Regions from separate parts of the Homo sapiens genome. Here region 2 is linked to region 1. A link is an interaction called in ENCODE POLR2A ChIA-PET data of the cell type or tissue named here. Cell type or tissue: GM12878. All regions are shown on one strand.

Evidence for each region. Peaks named below come from ENCODE experiments on the same cell type or tissue, not always from the same donor. Only the 100,000 strongest peaks of a DNase experiment are listed, where the experiment ranks them.
Region 2: POLR2A ChIA-PET joins it to region 1 with 7 read pairs; 3 of 35 experiments call an interaction of 5 or more read pairs at or near these places.

What each region holds. Positions count from the first base shown.
Region 1 is chr11:63,659,056-63,663,055 of GRCh38, reverse strand. ATL3 (atlastin GTPase 3) reads left to right here. Exons shown (of 13, transcript NM_015459.5): 2 at 3,804-4,000. Among named protein-coding and RNA genes, the nearest start is that of ATL3, 10 kb to the left of the region's middle. In GM12878, no CTCF peak of the experiment used is centred here; no DNase peak of the experiment used is centred here; H3K27ac peaks cover 337 bases.
Region 2 is chr11:63,950,609-63,954,608 of GRCh38, reverse strand. NAA40 (N-alpha-acetyltransferase 40, NatD catalytic subunit) reads right to left here. Exons shown (of 8, transcript NM_024771.4): 4 at 2,276-2,371; 5 at 2,044-2,202; 6 at 1,770-1,853; 7 at 560-637; 8 at 1-271. The coding sequence ends at 130. Among named protein-coding and RNA genes, the nearest start is that of NAA40, 14 kb to the right of the region's middle. In GM12878, no CTCF peak of the experiment used is centred here; a DNase peak (open chromatin) is centred at 2,448; H3K4me3 peaks cover 1,181 bases; H3K27ac peaks cover 2,282 bases.

The DNA.
Region 1 (4,000 bases):
TTGAAGGGGAGAGAGTCTTGCAGTCAAACTGTTTTGTCTGCTTTGCCTGCCATGATCGTGTAGCCTTCAGTGCTGGTTAGACAAAGTCATTTTGGAACCATCTTTGTGATTTTGGCCATGTCTGCCTGTCAGTACTAAGCTTTACTTACTATGTCTCCTTAAGTCTACTTTAAATGGACTTCTTGGCTGGGTACTGTGTCGCTGTGATTTTGGCCATGTCTGCCTGTCAGTACTAAGCTTTACTTAATATGTCTCCTTAAGTCGACTTTAAATTGACTTCTTGGCTGGGTACGGTGTCGCTGTAATCCCAACACTTTGGGAGGTTGAGACGAGTGGATCATTTGAGCTCAGGAGTTCAAGACGGGCCTGGGCAACATGGTGAAACACTGTCTCTCCAAAAATACAAAAATTAGCTGGGTGTGGTGATGAATGCCTGTAGTCCCAGCTACTTGGGAGGCTGAGGTGGGAGGATGACTTGGGCCGGAGAGGCAGAGGTTGCAGTGAGGCAAGATTGTGCCATTGCACTCCAGCCTGAGTTATAGAGCCAGACCTTGTCTTAAATAAATAAACAGACTTCTTAAACTTAGCATCCTTCTAAAGAATAATTTATCAAAATACAGATTTGTTGTTTTAAAGTATACATTAACATGCATAATTATTAAAATTACTATGTCCTTTTAACTACCTAAAAACATCTTTAATACCAGTGACACATACTCTTAGGGAAATAGTTCTTTATTCATTCCTTACGCCCCACTGGTAGTTTTTTGTGAACTTCCCATAAGTCCACAGCTACTAAGTGGCTCTGAATTTCTTTCTTTCTTTCTTTTTTTTTTTTTTTTTGAGATAGAGTCTTGCTCTGAAATCTAGGCTGGAGTGCAGTGGCACGGTCTTGGCTCACTGCAGCCTCCACCGTGCAGGTTCAAGTAATTCTCCTGCCTCAGCCTCTGGAGTAGCTGGGATTACAGGCACCCACCACCACGCCCGGCTAATTTTTGTATTTTTAGTAGAGATGGAGTTTCACCATGTTGGACCAGGGTGGTCTCGAACTCCTGACCTCAGGTGACACGCCTGCCTTGGCCCCCAAAGTGCTGGGATTACAGGTGTGAGCCACCATGTCTAGCCTGAATGAATTTCCTTCTTGCTTTCTTTTCACTTTTTTTTTTTGAGACGGAGTGTCACTCTTTTGCCCAGGCTGGAGTGCAGTGGTGCAATCTCAGCTCACCACAACCTCCACCTACTGGGTTCAAGCGATTCTCCTGCCTCAGCCTCCTAAGTAGCTGGGATTACAAGCACGTGCCACCACACCGGGCTAATTTTGTATTTTTAGTAGAGATGGGGTTTCTCCATGTTGGTCAGGCTGGTCTGGAACTCACAACCTCAGGTGATCTGCCCGCCTCGGCCTCCCAAAGTGCTGGGATTGCGCAGGTGAGCCAGCACGCCCGGCCCCTTGCCTTCTCTTCTCTTCTCTTCTCTTTAAGACAGTCTCTCGCTATATTGGCCAAGTTGGTCTTGAACTCCTGGCCTCAAGCAATCCTGCCATCTCAGCTTCTCTAAGTGCTAGGATTACAGGCGTGGATGCTGTGCCTGGCCTGAATTTCAAATTAATTAGTTATCTTTGTGCTTTGGTAGGGAAACTCTGGTAAGGAAAGTATAATATAGTTAGTGCTTAATTTTGAACTATAGAATTAATAGCTTCTAAAACTTTTTGAGTTATTACTAGTGATATGCAAAATACAACCACCTAAAGATCTTTTTGAGCTTATATCTAGGACCTGTTGGGCAATATGCTGAACCTTCATAAGCCTTCATTTCCTTCTTTTTTTTTTTTTTTGAGACCAAGTCTCACTCTGCCACCCAGGCTGGAGTGCAGTGGCGCGATCACGGCTCACTGCAGCTTCTGCCTCCCGGTTCAAGCAATTCTTCTCCCTCAGCCTCTTCAGTAGCTGGGACCACAGGCGTGCGACACCACGCATGGCTAATTTTTTTTTTTTTCTGTATTTTTATAGAGACGGGGCTTTACCATGTTGGCCAGGCTGGTTTTGAACTCCTGACCTCAAGTGATCAGCTTGCCTTGGCCTCCCAAAGTGCTGAGATTGTAAATGTGAGCCACTGAGCCTGGCCATTTCCTTCTTCTTAAAATGGAGCAGTATTATTTACATCAAAGAGTTGTTCTGAGGATTAAATAATATATATATATGTGTATATATATATCTAAATAAAGCTTAGCAGTGGCAAACACTATTATTGATAGACATTGTTTTATTTCCACTTTTGGACTGTTTTGAGTAAAGCTGATAATGAACTTTCTGTTTTTGAGATAGAGTCTTGCAATATTGTCCAGGTTGGTCTTGAACTCCTGGGCCCAAGTAATCCTCCTGCCTCAGCTCTCCAAGTAGCTGGGACTATATGTGCGAGCCACCATGCCCAGCTCAACATTCTTGTATATATGTTTTTTGGTGGACATAGGCATTCATTTCTCTTAGGTGTATACCTAGGAGTAGAATTGCTGGATCACAGATATATTTAATTTTTGTAGATACAGCCAAACAGTTTTTTGAAGTGGCTTTAGTATTTTGTGCTCCTATCAGAATGTGTGAGAATTGCGGTTGCTTCATACCCTGTCCCACAGTTGATATTGTCAGTCTTTAAATTTTAGCCATTCTGATGGGCAGGTAGTGGTATCTTATTGTGGTTTTAATTTAGATTTCCCTGTTAAGTAATGATATGGAAGTACCTTTTAATAGGATTTGTATATCTTTTTCTTACAAAGTGCCTGTTATTTTTTTCTTATGGATTGCTATGTTGATGCTGGATGTGGGTCCTTTGGAAACAGATATTGTGAATACTCTTCCCTAGCCCATGGCTTGCATTTTTACTTATTGAAGTCTTTAAGTGAACAAAGTTTTTAATTTTAATGAAGTCTGTGTTGTCATTTTATTTTCTTTTATGGATAGTACTTTTTTTCTTTGAGACAGGGTCTTTTTTTTTTTAACAACATTTTATTTTATTTATTTTTTATTATTATTATACTTTAAGTTTTAGGGTACATGTGCACAATGTGCAGGTTAGTTACATATGTATACATGTTCCATGCTGGTGTGCTGCACCCATTAACTTGAGACAGGGTCTTATCTGTCACCCAGGTGGGAGTGCAATGGCATGATCTCGGCTCACTGCAACCTCTGCCTCCCAGTTTCAAGTTATTCTCGTGCCTCAGCCTCCCGAGTAGCTAGGACTTACAGGTGCGTGCCACCACACCCAGCTAATTTTTGTATTTGTTGGTAGAGATGGGGTTTCGTCATGTTGGCCAGGCTGGTCTTGAACTCCTGACCTCAAGTGATCCACCCACCTCGGCTTCCCAAAGTGCTGGGATTACAGGGGCGAACCACTGTGCCCTGCCCTTTTATGGTTAGTATTTTTGTGTCCGTTTTTTGTTTTGTTTAGTTTTGTCACCCAGGTTGGAGTACAGTGGTGTGGTCATAGCTCACTGTAACCTCAAACCCCTGGGCTCAAGCAGTCTTCCTGCCTCAGCCTCCCAAGTAGCTAGGACTACAGGTATACACCACTACATATGGCTAATTTTTTAAATTTCATAGCGCTGGGTTTCACCGTTTCCCAGGCTAGTCTGAAACTCCTGGCCTCAAGTAATCTTTCTGCTTTGGTTTCCCAAAGTGCTGTGATTATAGGCATGAGCCATTGAGCCTGGCCCTGTCCCCTGTTTAAGAAGTTTTTGTTTTCCCTATATTCAAAAACATATTTTAAATATTTGACACTGATTTTTTTTCTCTGCATGAACATAGATGATGCCATGGAGAGCAGCAAGCCTGGTCCAGTGCAGGTTGTTTTGGTTCAGAAAGATCAACATTCCTTTGAGCTAGATGAGAAAGCCTTGGCCAGCATCCTCTTGCAGGACCACATCCGAGATCTTGATGTGGTGGTGGTTTCAGTGGCTGGTGCCTTCCGAAAGGGCAAGTCCTTCATTCTGGATTTTATGCTA
Region 2 (4,000 bases), 290 kb before region 1:
TCAGGGCGCAGCCTGGCACGTGCAGGGCTGGGGAGGCCACAGCTCTGAGGACACCCGGTGAACAGTGAGACCAGGAAAGAGGAAAGGCCTTAGGAGAGAGCATTGTGACTTGAAAGTGGCTCTGAGAGTTCAGTGGCAGCAGCCACCACAGTGCCCACCCGCGTGGGAGTGATGGCTGTCCCCAAACTTGGTCCTCCGGCTCAGGATCTCATAGGAGCAATCCTCCCCACAGCAACCGGACATGCTGGGGGAAGAGTCATCAATTTCAAATCTGCAAGGCAGGCAGGAGAAAAGGGTTGGTGGCAGGCAGCTGAGTGCCTTCCTCCCTGGCCCGAGAACTCTTCTACCAGCCACACTGATGAGACCCTTAGGATGAGGGTGCAGGAGGTGGACAGTGGACCAAATCAGAGAGCACTGCCATACCATCTCCCTGAACCTGAACCCCCATGGACCACTGGACCATGAGCTCAGGCATCAGAATGAGTGAGGGCCAGGACCAGAAAAATGGCCCTGGGCAGGCCCACCTACCACCCAGAAGGGCCCACACCCAGCTCCTTACTGCAACGCTTCTCTGAAGAACTGGTAGGCACCATGATTGTGTTTAAATACTGTTAACATAACCTTCTTCATCTGTGTGCTGGAAGAAAGCAGAGCAAACGCCTTTTAGAAAGAGAAACATGGCCAGGCATGGTGGCATGCACCTGTAATCCCAGCACTTTGAGGGGCAAAGGTGGGAGGATCATTTGAGCCCAGGAGTTAGAGACCAGCCTGGAAAACATAGTGGGACCCCATTTCTACAAAACATTTAAAAATTTAAAAAAATCAGCCCAGTATAGTGGCATGTGCCTTTAGTCCCAGCTACTCCAGAGGCTGAGGCTAGAGGATCACTTGAGCCTGGGAGGTAGAGGCTGCAGTGAGATACGATCACACCACTGCACTCCAGCCTGGGTGACAGGGTGAGACCCTGTCTCAAAAAAGAAAAGACACAGAGACTAAGGTCATGCTTCCTTTCCTTTCTGCCTTTGTCTGTTACCTCCCTTTCACCCACACGAGTGTTCCTGAATTTGGCCTCTAGCCTCTGGAGGTCTTGGACCCCCACACAGCACTCACTGCTTCCCCCATCACAGGCTGATCAGACTGCACAGGCATCGGCCCTGACCAGACTGGCTTCTTCCAGAGCAAGGATGTTTCCCACTTCCTCTCTGTAGCACCATTACTTCGGTACAGAAGGTGGCAGAGATTAGAAACTCAAAAGATGCTCACTGGCCAGGTGTGGTGGCTCATGCCTGTAATCCCAGCACTTTGGGAGGCTGAGGTAGGTAGATCACCTGAGGTCAGGAGTTCGAGACCAGCCTTAACATGGAGAAACCCCGTCTCTACTAAAAATACAAAAATTAGCCAGGCATGGCAGTGCGCGCCTGTAATCCCAGCCACTTGGGAGGCTGAGCAGAAGAATTGCTTAAACCCGGTACGTGGAGGCTGCAGTGAGCCAAGATGGCACCATTGCACTCCAGCCCGGGCAACAAGAGTGAAACTCTGTCTCAAAAAAAAAAAAAAAAAAAAGATGTTCACTGCACTGAGCTAAACAAACAAAATCTGGAGTCATAATAAGGCAGGGAGCATCTTACTGAGAGGGTTCTAAGACACCTTTCTCCCAAAACATGCCTATGAGCCTCCTCCTCCAACAAGGCTCAAAGAATGGCAAGTGCCTCAGTGACAGCTCCTTCCAACTGAGTGCTATATGGGCCTCCTAAGAAGGGAGGCCTTACCTGTTGGCCATGAGCTGCAGGATCTGTATGAGGAACTTCCCCAGGCCTTTCCGCCGCACCTTGCTTTCCAACTGCACTTCATAGCTAGGTGAAGAAAGCAGAGAGGTGAGCGTGCAGGATGGGACATGAAGAGGCTGTAAGGTCTGGCAGAGGAGCTTGCAGTCCTTGGCAGCTCATAGACCTAGGTAGGTCCAGGGGCTTTGTCACCTGGCTGGAGTGCCTGGAACATCGCCAGGGTCTCTCTCCCCTACCTCCCCCAAGCCATGGCTCCTACCAGTACAGGACTTCATCCCCACACTCCACGTCAAACCGGAAGTGAGAAAAGGCAACAGGGACGGAGCTGTTTTCCCACGCGATGAGGTACCAGGCTCGGTCATCTGTCATTTCCTCCCGTTTCTCTCGGTCCTTCCAGCCCCACTCGCTCTGCTCATACCTGGGGAATTTGGGAGCAGTCAGACGGGAAAGCTGCGAGAGGAACTAGGCTCCCCTGGTTGGGACAAGCTTACATGGTTTGCATATTCGTTTTGGTCAGGTCGAAGGCCCAATCCACGGTGGCTGGCTCCAGTCCAGACACTCGCTTACATTCAATGGAGACATTCAACCTGAGAAGAGGACAGGACGTGTACGGAATTGGTTACAGCACTCCTGCCAGGGCACTGCTGTTCCTCCCTCAGAATCACAGGGAGGAAGGCCCAGTCTCAGTTACTGCACAGAGAAAAGCCAACCCTGTATCTGCCCCAGCATGACTAGAGAAGGTGCAGGAACAAAGTCTTTCAGGCTGAGATTAACAACTGTGGCCACACGGCCCACCCCCCAACCACAAGGCCCGTTTCCTGCCTCCCCAAGCTGTCCTAATCCGCCTCGGCACTTTGTAAACTTCTTGTCCCTCTCTGCTCTCTCTTTATTCTTTTTCTACCTTTTCTGTCTCTTCTGTACTTTGTTATAAACACTCATGTCTTCTGTTATTTAGTTCCTGCCCTTAGGCATTTTTCCTGTTGCTGTAATTTCTGAGCTGACTCCTCACTAGGCTCCCATGGGACCCCATTCCTCTTATCTACCAATTGCGCCTTCAAAACCACTGGGTGACCCTAGGTCCTTCGAGAAGACTACGGCTCAACACGCCCCACCCCGCCCCAGGAGTCCTGCCTGCCTCATCTGAGCAGGGGGGATACTCTCAGCTGATCAAACAGATTGAGGCAGGAATGGTGGCTCACACCTGTAATCCCAGCACTTTGGGATGCCAAGGCATATGGATCACCTGAGGTCAGGAGTTCGAGACTAGCCTGACCAACATGGTGAAATCCCGTCTGTACTAAAACTACAAAAAAATTAGCTGGGCATGGTGGTGGGTGCCTGTAATCCCAGCTACTCGGGAGGCTGAGGCAGGAGAATCGCTTGAACCTGGGAGGCGGAGGTTGCAGTGAGCCAAGATCGTGCCATTGCACTACAGCCTGGGCAGTGAGAGCGAAACTCTGTCTCCAAACAAACAAAAAAAAACCGGGTGAAGCAGGCTTCAGCCCAACACTGTTTTTCTAAACCCACAAATGCCTAAGTGTTAAGGTATCTGTTTCTAAATGAAATTTAAGTAAAAAACAGTTAAACTCCTTGACTGATCTGTGAAATCACATTCCCTAGAGAGCACTACATTCTGAAAGGACTAGAGTCAGCAAACTCTAAGCCTTTAAAGAGCTCCCGTATCAATACCTTTCAGTGACCTTTGACACAACCCCCAGAGGATGTACGCACTGGAATCCCATCACCTCTACTGACTGGCACACCACACTCAGCCTTATGAATTCAGAACTCCCTGCCCCTGAAGCATCTTCCTTTCTTTATCACCCACTTAGCCATCACAGCTGCCCAAACACAGCACTGCACCTATCTTAACTATAAAATGTCCAAAGCCCACCTGCAGGTACGAATTCTCCATTAAAGTACATGAAAGTAAGATCACAACCACAGGAACCACACAAAATTCAAGGCACCAGAGGAGCCCAGACTTGGCTGGCAATGCCTGTTTTGGAGCTATTCCACATTTCTGGAAGTCAATGGGAATACGGAATATGAAAACACTATGAGGCCGGGCACAGTGGCTCACGCCTGTAATCCCAGCACTTTGGGAGGCCGAGGCGGGCGGATCATGAGGTCAGGAGTTCGAGACTAGCCTGGCCAACATAGTGAAACCCCATCTTTAATAAAAATACAAAAAATTAGCCGGGCGTGGTGGGGGG